Regions from separate parts of the Homo sapiens genome. Here region 1 is linked to region 2. Evidence: chromatin contacts called from ENCODE Hi-C data. All regions are on one chromosome and are shown on one strand. Each heading gives the region's core, a stretch centred on a gene start or an enhancer-like site at or near the end of the contact. The rest is flanking DNA. Distances are from core to core; before and after follow the strand shown. Region 1 holds the start of RBM38-AS1 (RBM38 antisense RNA 1). Region 2 overlaps BCAS4 (breast carcinoma amplified sequence 4).

Region 1 (5,224 bases), core at 2,569-5,068, 6.6 Mb before region 2:
TATTGTCCTTTCTGCCCTGAACGTGGGTGGGATGTCTGGAGCCGTGGCAGTCATCTTGTGACCATGAGGCAAGGTCCAAGAGACTCACAGATACTGGTCCTCATGCCACTAAATCCAGGGGACATTTGGCAATGTCTGGAGACATTTTTGGTAGTCATGACTTGGGCGAGGCAATGCTACTGGCTTCTAGGGGTGGAGGCCAGGGATATTCCACCCCCTTCAAACGTTCTATAATGTACATATGAGGCACTCTGTGAACGGGAGTCAAGGCCACAGCCAGGCCCCCTTAACAGGCAGGGAGACCCGCACCCAGGGAAGCAGCTGGCCCTTCAAAAATAACCCAAGGAGAGGCTCTGGGTGCAGCTAGTCCCAGGACAAACCTCTGCTCCCGGTGCCCTCAGCCCAAGAATGGACAGACACCCCTTGACACAGGGCACCGTTCCAGGCCAGACTAAGCTCTGCCTGGACACAGACCCTCTCCAGACTGCTGCACCTCCCCTCCCACCGGCAGGTGACAGACACACTCAGCTGGCAGACACCCTTGGTGGGCCACGGCCACCGGCTCCTGCTGTGACTACCACGTGCTTGCCACTGCCGAGGAAGGCTCCTCCAAACCGCGGACAGTGGCCACATACAGTTAGGTCAGAAATGCACAGGTGAGTTAGGTCTCACAGAGCTTGTTCAACTTAAAAAAAGGAAAAGAGGCAAGGAAACTCCGGCAAATAGCATAAAGTGTAAAGTTCTTTGGTAAATCATTCTAAACTAACATTTAAGACCCAGCCAGGCGAAGAAGATTCCACAGGGTCTTGCCTAAAAGCAGAGCTGTGGGATCTTCAGAGTTGTCCAGGGCAAGGTATAAAAGGTCGGGGTCAGAAAGTCAAGGAAGAGTTCAGCCAGGCACGGAAGGGGTTAACTGGTGGACAACCCTCAGCTGCCTGGGCTCCTGGCTCCCACCTCCCTCCATGCCCTCAGCCAACAGCAAGTCGCTGCCAGCCCAAGGCCGACAAAACTGGCCGCTGAGTCAGGCCCGGCTGTGCTCCCGGGGCCTGATTGTTCACAAAGACAAAAGGGACGCTGACGGCCCAGCTCTCCAGCTCCGGCCCAGCTCTCCAGCTCCGTCAGCGGGCGGGGGCTGGGGGCAGACAGCTGACCCAGGCAGCCTGCCCCGCTGCCTCCCTGGAGCTGCACCCGGGAGCCTCCCCCTACCCACCTCAGTAAGGCCCAGGCAGGGGCAGGAGGCGGCGCGATTCTCAGAGGCTTGAGTTCAGATCTCCCAGGAAGCCAAGAGCGGATGGCCCCTCTGACACCGTCCCTGTTTGGGTCTCCACCCTTTGGCAACCAACAAATAGAGTCTGCGGCCTCTTCATCGTCACAAGTATTAAATGGCCAGCCAGCAGATTTAGTTACAAAACACCGTCGCCTGAAGTCGGGGGCACACAGTGGCAAACTCTGTGACCGATCCCAACTGCTTCTGGATGGGTGGTGTTCACAGGACTCCAGGACAGCAAGGGAAAGGTCGGGCCAGGGCCCTTCCCACCGTCCCCCACCAAGAAAGCATGCGTTCAGGCACCCACCACCTGTGTTCCAATCTCCTCCCGGACGTCTATTACCTCACGCCTCCCCACCCTGGCCCTGCCACCCGCCCCCAGGCCCAGACAGGTGGTTAGCCTTTCTCTGCCTCAGTTTCCCCATCTATAAAGTAAGAATGGTTTCAGTCCCATCCTCAGAGGCCTGCTATGAGGACAGGAGAGGACTTCTGAGGAGGCCAGAGCACCCAGCCCACATGCCTGTGCACTGTTTTAAGCAGTTAATGTTCCTGTTTTCCGGATGAGGATGCCACTGCCAAGACAGACCCAGCTGGTAAGGGGCAAAGTCAGGATTCGAACCCACCTCTGCAGGCCCCAGAGGCCAAGCACTGATGGGTATGGAGTCCCAGAGGTAGCTGTGTGGATCAGAGCGAGCCCAGACGCACGTGGGAAGGCCTTATCCCACTGTAAGCAGAAAAGAGCTGCAGGCACTGGAGGCACACACCCTCACCTCTGGGCAGCTGCTCCCGCCCAGTCCATGCCCCCAGGCGCCTGCTGTGGGCCTGGGGAATGGAGCCAAGGTTCTGGAAAACAAGGAACACCCTCTTCATGTGGCCTGAACCCCATAGGAAGAATCTCGGTGAAGGCATGAAGGCTACAGTGTCCCCAAACACCCTCTAAGACGACTCTAGACATCTACAAAACAGATTCCAGGACGAGACGGACAGGGCCGCCTGCTCCCACCACCCTACACGCTCCCTTCCCAGGAGGACAGAGGCACCCCGGCAGGAACCTGAGCTGCCCGGCCACTCGCACAGGCTAGAAGGGCCCCGGCCACCCTCCAGCACCCCTCAGCCAGCGGCTCCTCCCACTGCTACACTTGCACACATCCACCAATACACACGGAAGCCGGCAGGGAGCCCCCGAGTCACCCCAAGCGTTCCCAAAAAGTGGGCACAGCAACTTCTGCTGGGGCCTCTGACCCATTCACCTGGGAGCCAGGCCCCAGGGGACCCATTCACCTGGGAGCCAGGCTCAGCCGGGTTCCACAGGATCCTTGTCCACACTGCCCCAGTCAGGCAGGTTACTCCTCAAGCTGTGTCTCTCTCAATGGAATCTACGTGGTGCGCACATGCGTGAGCACACACACGTGATCAACTGGCATTAGGGATTTGGATTCAGAAAGTTCATGAAGTGCCAATGCCCTGAAAGGGGTGGTGGTCTCTGAGCTGCCTTCCCCTCCAACTCCAACCCCATCAATATGCCACGGCGCTAGGGCAGACAGCTTCCATCCATCATGGGGGTGGGGAGGCAGGCCGCAAGGCAGGACTCTTTGTATCCCTTAAGTGTGTGTGTCCCTCCCCAAGCAGCTGCCAGGACTTACTAGATGTTTTAAAAAAGGGCAGGGAGGTGGGAGGCGTTTTAGGATGGAGAAGAGTGGGCTGCGCTGCTTGTAAATGAGTCAGACTAGAAGCCCATAGGCCAGGCCACTCAGGCAGGTGGCCTCCACCCCAAACACATCGTATCTACAGCAACGTTCACAAACATCAGACCTTGGTAGCAATGACCTACTGCCACCACCTGCCCCAGCACTAGAACAGGTGAGAGGAGTGCCTGGGGAAGAACTCAGCCTGCCAGTCCCTAAGAGTCATCAGCAAACACTTCAAGAGGGCGTTACCTGCACCAGGCCCACCCTAGGCCCTCCATTCAGAGAACTCAGATGTGCTGTGACCACTCCCATTTTACGGGTGAGGAAACTGAGGCCACACACCTAGCGAAGGGAGCTGGGGTGTGTACCAAGGCAGGCAGGCTCCAAGGCTCACCATCCCCTAGGTGGTATGGCCTCTGCCAGGGATGGAGAAGTGCAATCTGCCTTCTCTTCACTCCCTTGGCTTAAACGCAATCAAATGTCTGAAAACTGTCATTTCCCCAGCCTTCCAGACCCAGGAAGCCCAAGGCCCTCTCCACTTCATCTCCACGGACTACCCACCCCAAGCCAGCCATGTCCACTCACCCGTAAGTCCGCTGGATCAAGGTGGGGTGCAGCTGCTGCACCCCAATGGCAAAGCCTAAAACGAGAGAACAATCAGGGACTTGGCCTTGCTGCACGAGCCACGTCTCAAGGGCTGCACACAGGGTGGCAGAATCCCACAAGCCACACACCTCTAGTCAAAAGGGATCATCCGCTTCCTCTCCCCTCCCAGGCCTCCCCCTTGTGAACCCCAAGGCACACCGCTGAAGTGTGGCAGTGAGTGACGCAGGTGTCAGCAGCCACTGGTGTCGGCACTCCCAACCTCCAGGCCCCATGGCCACTTCCTCCCTCCTGCGAGGACAGCTGGCAACTGGGGTGCAGTACCCTCCCTGCCCCCCGCCCCCTTCTTTGGGCCACACGCTGTGAGAAGGGGTCTAGATCCTCGAGGGGGGGATGGCTGCCCTGTGCCGGCTCTGCAGGCACATGATAGCCGACTGCCACTGCTGGGGCGAGGAGGGGGGGCCTCTTTCCACCCGACAGATACCGACACCCAATATAGAAACCGAGAAGAGCCAGGCAGGAAAACACAAGCTCTCACCCGTCTGGAGGCTCCGCGGCTTGGCGCCCAGATATGCCAGGTTCACGTTGGCCTTGCGGCCGTCGATGATGGGGTTCGGGTCTTTGCAAGCCCTCTCAGCTGCCGCCCGGTCGGCCATGGTCACCTGGTGGAGCAGAGACACATCAGGGGCTGCCGTGGGGGGAACCAGGGGCGAAAGGGGCAGACGGCTCCGCCCTGGCACCGGATGCTGCCACCCCTCTCTTCCCTTCCTCTGAGGGTGCCTGTGACCCAGGGTCCTTGAGCCAAAGCTCCTCTGAACCCTACCTGGGGCTCTCCCACAAAGATGCCTCCTGGATTCCAGCTCCTCCCGTCAAAGTTCAAGGCCTGGGAAATGTGGCCTTCAAGGACAAAAATAATCCCCTGCGGGGATAGGGCAAAAATGAACCCCGAAGGGAGCTTGGGGGGCCGCCTGGACTTGCCCACCAGTGAGGGCCGAGACTTTCCTCTGAGAAGGAGTTTGCGACGCTATGCTTGGAAGGTAAGCAGGAAAGTGTCTTCAAGACGTTTTTACTTAAGCTGATGTTTATTTGGGGCGGCTGAGAGGGCTGTTAAAAATATGGGGGAGGCCGAAGAGCTCCTAACACCCCGGGGTGGAGCCATTGCTCCTCACCCCCCGCTGCTCCAGGAAATCCCGAGTGCCCTCTGGCTCCAAAACCTCCCCACCAACTTAGGAGTCCTAATTGAACACAGCGGCTCTTCCTTTTAAACCGGGGGTGGGGGTGGGGGTGGGGGTGGGGGTGGGGGCCGGGGCCTGGGGTGGTGGGGGCGGGACCGGCAGGAGCGCGCCCGGGAGAGGCGGCAGGTGCGGGCGCCGGCTGGAGGCGCCTGGGGCGGGGGCGGCAGCGGGCCGTCTGGGCGTGTGCCCCGGAGTGGACTCGGCGCCCGGGCCGCGATAAGGTGTGCGGCGGGGTGCGGGCCCGGGCGCGGGGGCCACTTACGAAGCCGTAGCCGCGGGACTTGCCCGTCTGGCGGTCGGTGATGACCACGGCCTCCTCGATGTCGCCGAAGCCCTCGAAGTACTTCCTGAGCGAGGCGTCGGTAGTGTGGTACGGCAGGCCGCCCACGAAGATCTTGGTGAACGTGGTGTCCTTCTGCGAGCCGTGCATG
Region 2 (5,075 bases), core at 2,332-4,831:
AGCTGAGTCCTCTGTGCCCTGCTCTAGCCCACAAAATAAATGGGTGGTTGTTTTACATCACCAAATTTTCGGGTAGTTTGACACAGCAATAGATAATCAGAACCATTATTTTCATTTTACGGAGGAAAAAATAAATGTTCTGAGAGGTAACGTGACATGTCCATGGCCCCACAGTAGAAGGAATCAGAAAGTGAAGTGCCAACAATTGGCATTATATCAAATGTTAAAAGAGGTCCCAGAACAGAGGGGTGAATTTCAGTGACAGAGAGTGATCAAGACAGGCTAATGGAAGAACTAATAGAGCAGACGGGAAGCTGGACTTTGATTTCTAACAGCCTAATTTTATCTGAAAGGAAGTGGCTTCTCTCTAAACCGTGCAGCCCAGGGCCTGCCTTCTCTCGGACCTGTAAATTGATCAAACAGTGTTTCTGAAGACCGAGGCAGGGACCTGGGGGGACAGTGGTCCGTGGTGTGACATCACCTGCTCCTAGAGGACCCTACTCATCCCTAACTTGGATTTCAAAGCAGCTCTTAAAGAGAAAAAAGAGGCCCCAAGCTAGGGCTGATCACCGGACACCTCTCTCTGTAGTCATGTAGCCCCACAGCACACAGCAGACATACCAGGTAAGCCAAGCATGAACCTCTAGGGGCCAAGAGGATTTCTAGAATATAAATGGCATTGGCACAGCGTGCCCATGCAGGGGCTGTAAGCTCAAACACCCCCAGGGGTCCCACAAGCGTCACATATTTGCAGAACTGGCTGGGCACATTCTGTCAACACAGACACATGGGAAGAGTCTTTGCTTCCAAAAGGATGCATGTTCTCTTCCATTTCTTGGAACATGGGATCCTCTTGGTCTGGCTTTACTTTCCCACTTTCAGTAGGGTCAAAAGAACAGAGAAACATCATCTATCAAAAATACACAAGCACGTGGCGGCTGTGGAGTCAGGAAGGCTCCCCGGGAGCAGCCAGCACTGTATCAAGCTGGAAAGCACGCTTGCTGCCCACAGCAGGTGGTCGCTTGCTTGCCACGTGACATGGCGGCCGATGCTTGCAAGGTAGGAATGAGTACCCCAGGAGGGCCAGATCTTTGCTTTTCTGAGAGAAGCCGGAACTCTAGATTTTTCACATGAAATTCTAAAAATGTCACAAGCTAATGCCTGCTTTTTTCCCCCCCAGAAACATCAAATTATCTGCAGGCAGGATTGGACCTGTGGGTCATCTGTGTGTGGCCTCAGGATTAAATCTTTCCATGAAGCATCTCCAGGCTTCGAGTTAGGAGGACCTGCCTGATGCTGCCTGCAATCTTGAGTCTCCTGGCAACACAGACACACACACTTCCCACCACAGGAAGCTGTGATGGTTTTTCAGGGCTGGGCCACATGGGTCTCTCCGCCTGTCCACATGGACTTCTGCCCCCAGCCCTCTTCAGGCTGATGCTGGGTCTCCTTGCGCAGAATGCCCATGTGGATGACGGGATGGGATTTGAAAACAAAGGTGTCCCTGGAGCATCCATCCACACCATCCTCCCGACCTGCCTTCCCTGCCCGCAACCACGATCCTTCACCCAGTGCCCAGCCATACCACATCCCTGGCCTCCCCGCCTTTGCACAGGCTGGTCCCTCTGCCTGAATGCACTCCTTCCCCATCTGTTGAATTCTCTATTTCTCCTTACAGCCCCAGATTCATCACCACCTGTTATACGAAGCCTTCCCAATTTCCTAGGCAGGACTTAGCACCCCTGGCTCTGGAATCCCTTCACACCTTGACCTTACCTTGACAACAGCACTGTAGCATGGGACGGCACCAACTGATACCCAAATCAGTCTCCCCACATACACTGGGGCTTGATGGGAATGGAGATGGACTGAACTCTCTTTGCATACTCAAGTTTATGACGGGGCCCATTCATGAGAAAGTGCCCAATGCAGCCGGGCATGGTGGCTCACGCCTATAATCAATCCCAGCACTTTGGGAGGCCGAGGCGGGAGGATCACTTAAGGCCAGCAGTTCAAGACCAGCCTGGTCAACATGCTGTCTCTACTAAAAATACAAAAATTAGCCAGGCATGGTGGTGCATGCTTGTAATCCCAGCTACTCAGGAGGCTGAGGCAGGAGAATCACTTGAACCCGGGAGGCAGAGGTTGCAGTGAGCCGAGATTGCATCACGGCACTCCAGCCTGGGGGACAGAGCGAGACTCTATCTCGAAAGGAAGGAAGAAAGGAAGGAAGGAAGGGAGGGACGGAGGGAAAGACGGAAAGACAGAAAGACGGAAAGACAGAAAGACAAAGACAGAAAGAGAAAGAAAGAGTCCAATGCGTGGTGGTAAAGAAAGGACAATCCAGGCTGTTAAAAGCCTGTCTTGTTACCTAGCTCCCACCTGGACCCACATCTGAACGTAAAAATTGACTCAAGAGAAGAAACCATATAGGTCCTCTTGGGATTTCTGCTGTGACCCTAGAGGCTGGGCCGAGGTCCGCTGAATAGGTAGGGATGACTCAGTGCCTGCTGTCTAGGGTGGCTTTGTGCCGGGCACAAAGAAAGGCGTTCAATGAACATCTGGGGCTGCTGTTACTGTTACTCCCTTGGGTTCTCACAAACACTCTCAGGGTCCGGACACGGTGCTTCTCAGGGACATAAACGCACACCACTGGGCCCAGGTGGCCAGGCTTCCTCCACTCTGGGGAGACACAGGGCCTGGTCACAATATGGAGCTCTACCCTTTGGGCCTCCAGGCAGACACCTCAAGCCCAGGTTACTGGTTTGCCTCTAATAAGCTTGGGAGCTTCTAGAAAATTCTATCAGCACTCCTGGGGGCTCCACACCTGGCTGGCAGCAATCCTAGGAACACTGGGATCTAGAAGCAATTTCTTTTTCTTTTCTTTTTTTTTTGAGACACAATCTTGATCTATCACCCAGGCTGGAGTGCAGTGGCGCAATCTCAGCTCACTGCAACCTCCACCTTCCGGGTTCAAGCAATTCTCCTGCCTCAGCCTCCTGAGTAGCTAAGATTACAGGCGCCTGCCACCACACCCGGCTAATTTTTGTATTTTTGGTAGAGGCAGGGTTTCACCATGTTGGTCAGGCTGGTCTTGAACTCCTGACCTCAAGTGATCTGCCCGCTTTGGCCTCCCAAAGTGCTGGGATTACAGGTGTGAGCCACTGCACCCAGCCTCTAGAGGCGATTTCTAGAGACTCTGGCGTGGGAGGCTTTGTCTTCTGGGCCATTGTCTTCCATCTTCCTCCTCAGCCAGGCTAGTAGATTTGGGCCAACCAGACAGAGTAGGAGGTAAAAGCAGAGAGAACAGAAGGATTCAGGAAGGAACTCGATGCCCAACTCCACCACGGGCTGTGGCCTGGGCAAGAGGCTCCTCCTAGGCCTCGCAGGCCTGAAGCCATTTCCTGGCTGTCTCCATGTTTGCACAGGGGACGGTGCAGAGCTGAGGAAAGTTAAATATAGTCTAGCGTCCCCGCTGAACGGCTCCCTGCATCGGTGCCCGAGAGTGCCACCTTGTGGTCCACTCCTGGCTCCTCTGCGGAATAAAAACCATCTCGAGGGAAGGACGAGATCAAGATGGCCGCCTCAGGAAGCACTTGGGGTTGAGTGAGAGAGAGAGAGCGAGAGAGAGAGAGAGGAGGGAGTGTTTGCACGTGGCTTTCCTCTCAGCGCTGGCCGCTGCCCCATTCCTCCTGGTTGCTAACTCACCACCAAAATGGCTTCCGCAGAAAACTCCAGCAAGGGCCTGAAGTCTGGCCTGGGCCTAAACCCACGCCTTCCAGGCAGCCACTCACCAGGTCAGCCAGGCTGCAAAACTCTTCCAGCCTGAGGAGCATGCCCTCGATGGTCTCCTCCACCTCCTTCGCCTGAAAAAGAGACGATATCCTGGAGATTAGCAAGTGGTTTCCAGGGAGACAAACACCCTTCATTTTTTTTTTTTTTTTAAAGCAAACTAAGTCTTAGGATTATGTGCCCGGTTCCTGCTCGACCCCCTTCCACTGCCTCCTTTGAAAGAGCAATAAACAGGCAGCAGTCCTGGCGCCCATCACGGAGGACTGGTTAAAGCCACCACGGCCTCTCCATTCTATGCAGCTTTCAAAAGAGACAAGATCAACAAATACAGGAAATAACAAAGCTACCCGTATCCTCCACGTTGTACAGATGAGGACACGGAGGCTCAGAGAGGTGGGGTAACCTGCTCAAGATCACACAGTTAACAAACAGCGGGGCAAGGATCCTAATCCAGATGGAGTCCACAACCTCACAGCCTGCTCTAATAAACACAGTGGCCCCGGTGATACCCCGGAGAGGAAAAGCAAGCTGCAGACGGTGTCAGATACAAACCATACCAAAAAAAATGTGTGAGGCGGGCGGATCACCTGAGGTCAGGAGTTTGAGACCAGCCTGACCAACATGGCAGAACCCCGTCTCTACTCAAAATACAAAAATTAGCCGGGCATGGTGGCGTGTGCCTGTAGTCACAGCTACTCCGAGGCTGAGGCAGGAGAATCGCTTGAACCTAGGAGGCGGAGGCTGCAGTGAGCCAAGATTGCACCACTGCACTCTAGCCTGGGCAACAGAGCGAGACTCCGTCTCAAAAAAAAGTACATGTCTTCACAGAGAAAGGCCTGGAATGATATGTGCCAGACTGCTAATAGTTAAGAGATGTGCTTATACTTAAAAAATTTGTTGTTTATCTGAAATTCAAATTCAACCGGGCATCCCATAGTTTCTTTGGAAACCCTATTAACAGGGCTTACTTAGCCCTGGGCAGGAGGAGTTGGGAAAGGGACTCTGACAAGGGAAACTTGAATTTTTTATGTTATGTAAAGGGTCCATGGCCGGGAGCAGTGGCTTATGCCTGTAATCCCAACATTTTGGGAGGCCGAGGCAGGAAGATCACTTAAGTCCAGGAATTCGAGACCAGTCTGGGCAACATGGTGAGACTCCATCCCTTTAAAAAAAAAAAAAAATTAGCCCAGGTGCACTGGCTCACGCCTGTAATCCCAGCACTTTGGGAGGCTGAGGCGGGCAGATCACGAGGTCAGGAGATCGACACCATTCTGGACAATGTG

Evidence for each region. Hi-C counts contacts between places; a loop is a spot of excess contacts on that map. Pooled maps may share reads with other maps.
Region 1: a loop to region 2 is called in a map with no recorded cell type, with 12 times the contacts of the local background. The contact joins the promoter of RBM38-AS1 here to the enhancer-like site in region 2. A Hi-C loop is called at or near these places in 3 of 37 single-sample maps with no recorded cell type and 4 of 50 pooled maps.

What each region holds. Positions count from the first base shown.
Region 1 is chr20:57,391,650-57,396,873 of GRCh38, reverse strand. RBM38-AS1 (RBM38 antisense RNA 1) reads left to right here and starts at 3,818. Exons shown (of 2, transcript NR_149006.1): 1 at 3,818-4,595. It overlaps RBM38 (RNA binding motif protein 38), which reads right to left. Exons shown (of 4, transcript NM_017495.6): 1 at 5,056-5,224; 2 at 4,097-4,220; 3 at 3,541-3,595. RefSeq lists enhancers at 25-986, 3,816-4,005, 4,760-5,224 and a silencer at 4,856-5,045.
Region 2 is chr20:50,817,002-50,822,076 of GRCh38, reverse strand. It overlaps BCAS4 (breast carcinoma amplified sequence 4), which reads right to left. Exons shown (of 5, transcript NM_198799.4): 2 at 3,795-3,866. Among named protein-coding and RNA genes, the nearest start is that of BCAS4, 24 kb to the right of the region's middle. RefSeq lists enhancers at 1-155, 1,220-1,721, 2,705-2,754, 3,242-3,291, 3,302-3,351. Within about 2 kb of position 3,581, at least 22 of the 41 ENCODE cell types and tissues checked have a DNase peak (open chromatin) inside an H3K27ac peak, as active enhancers do.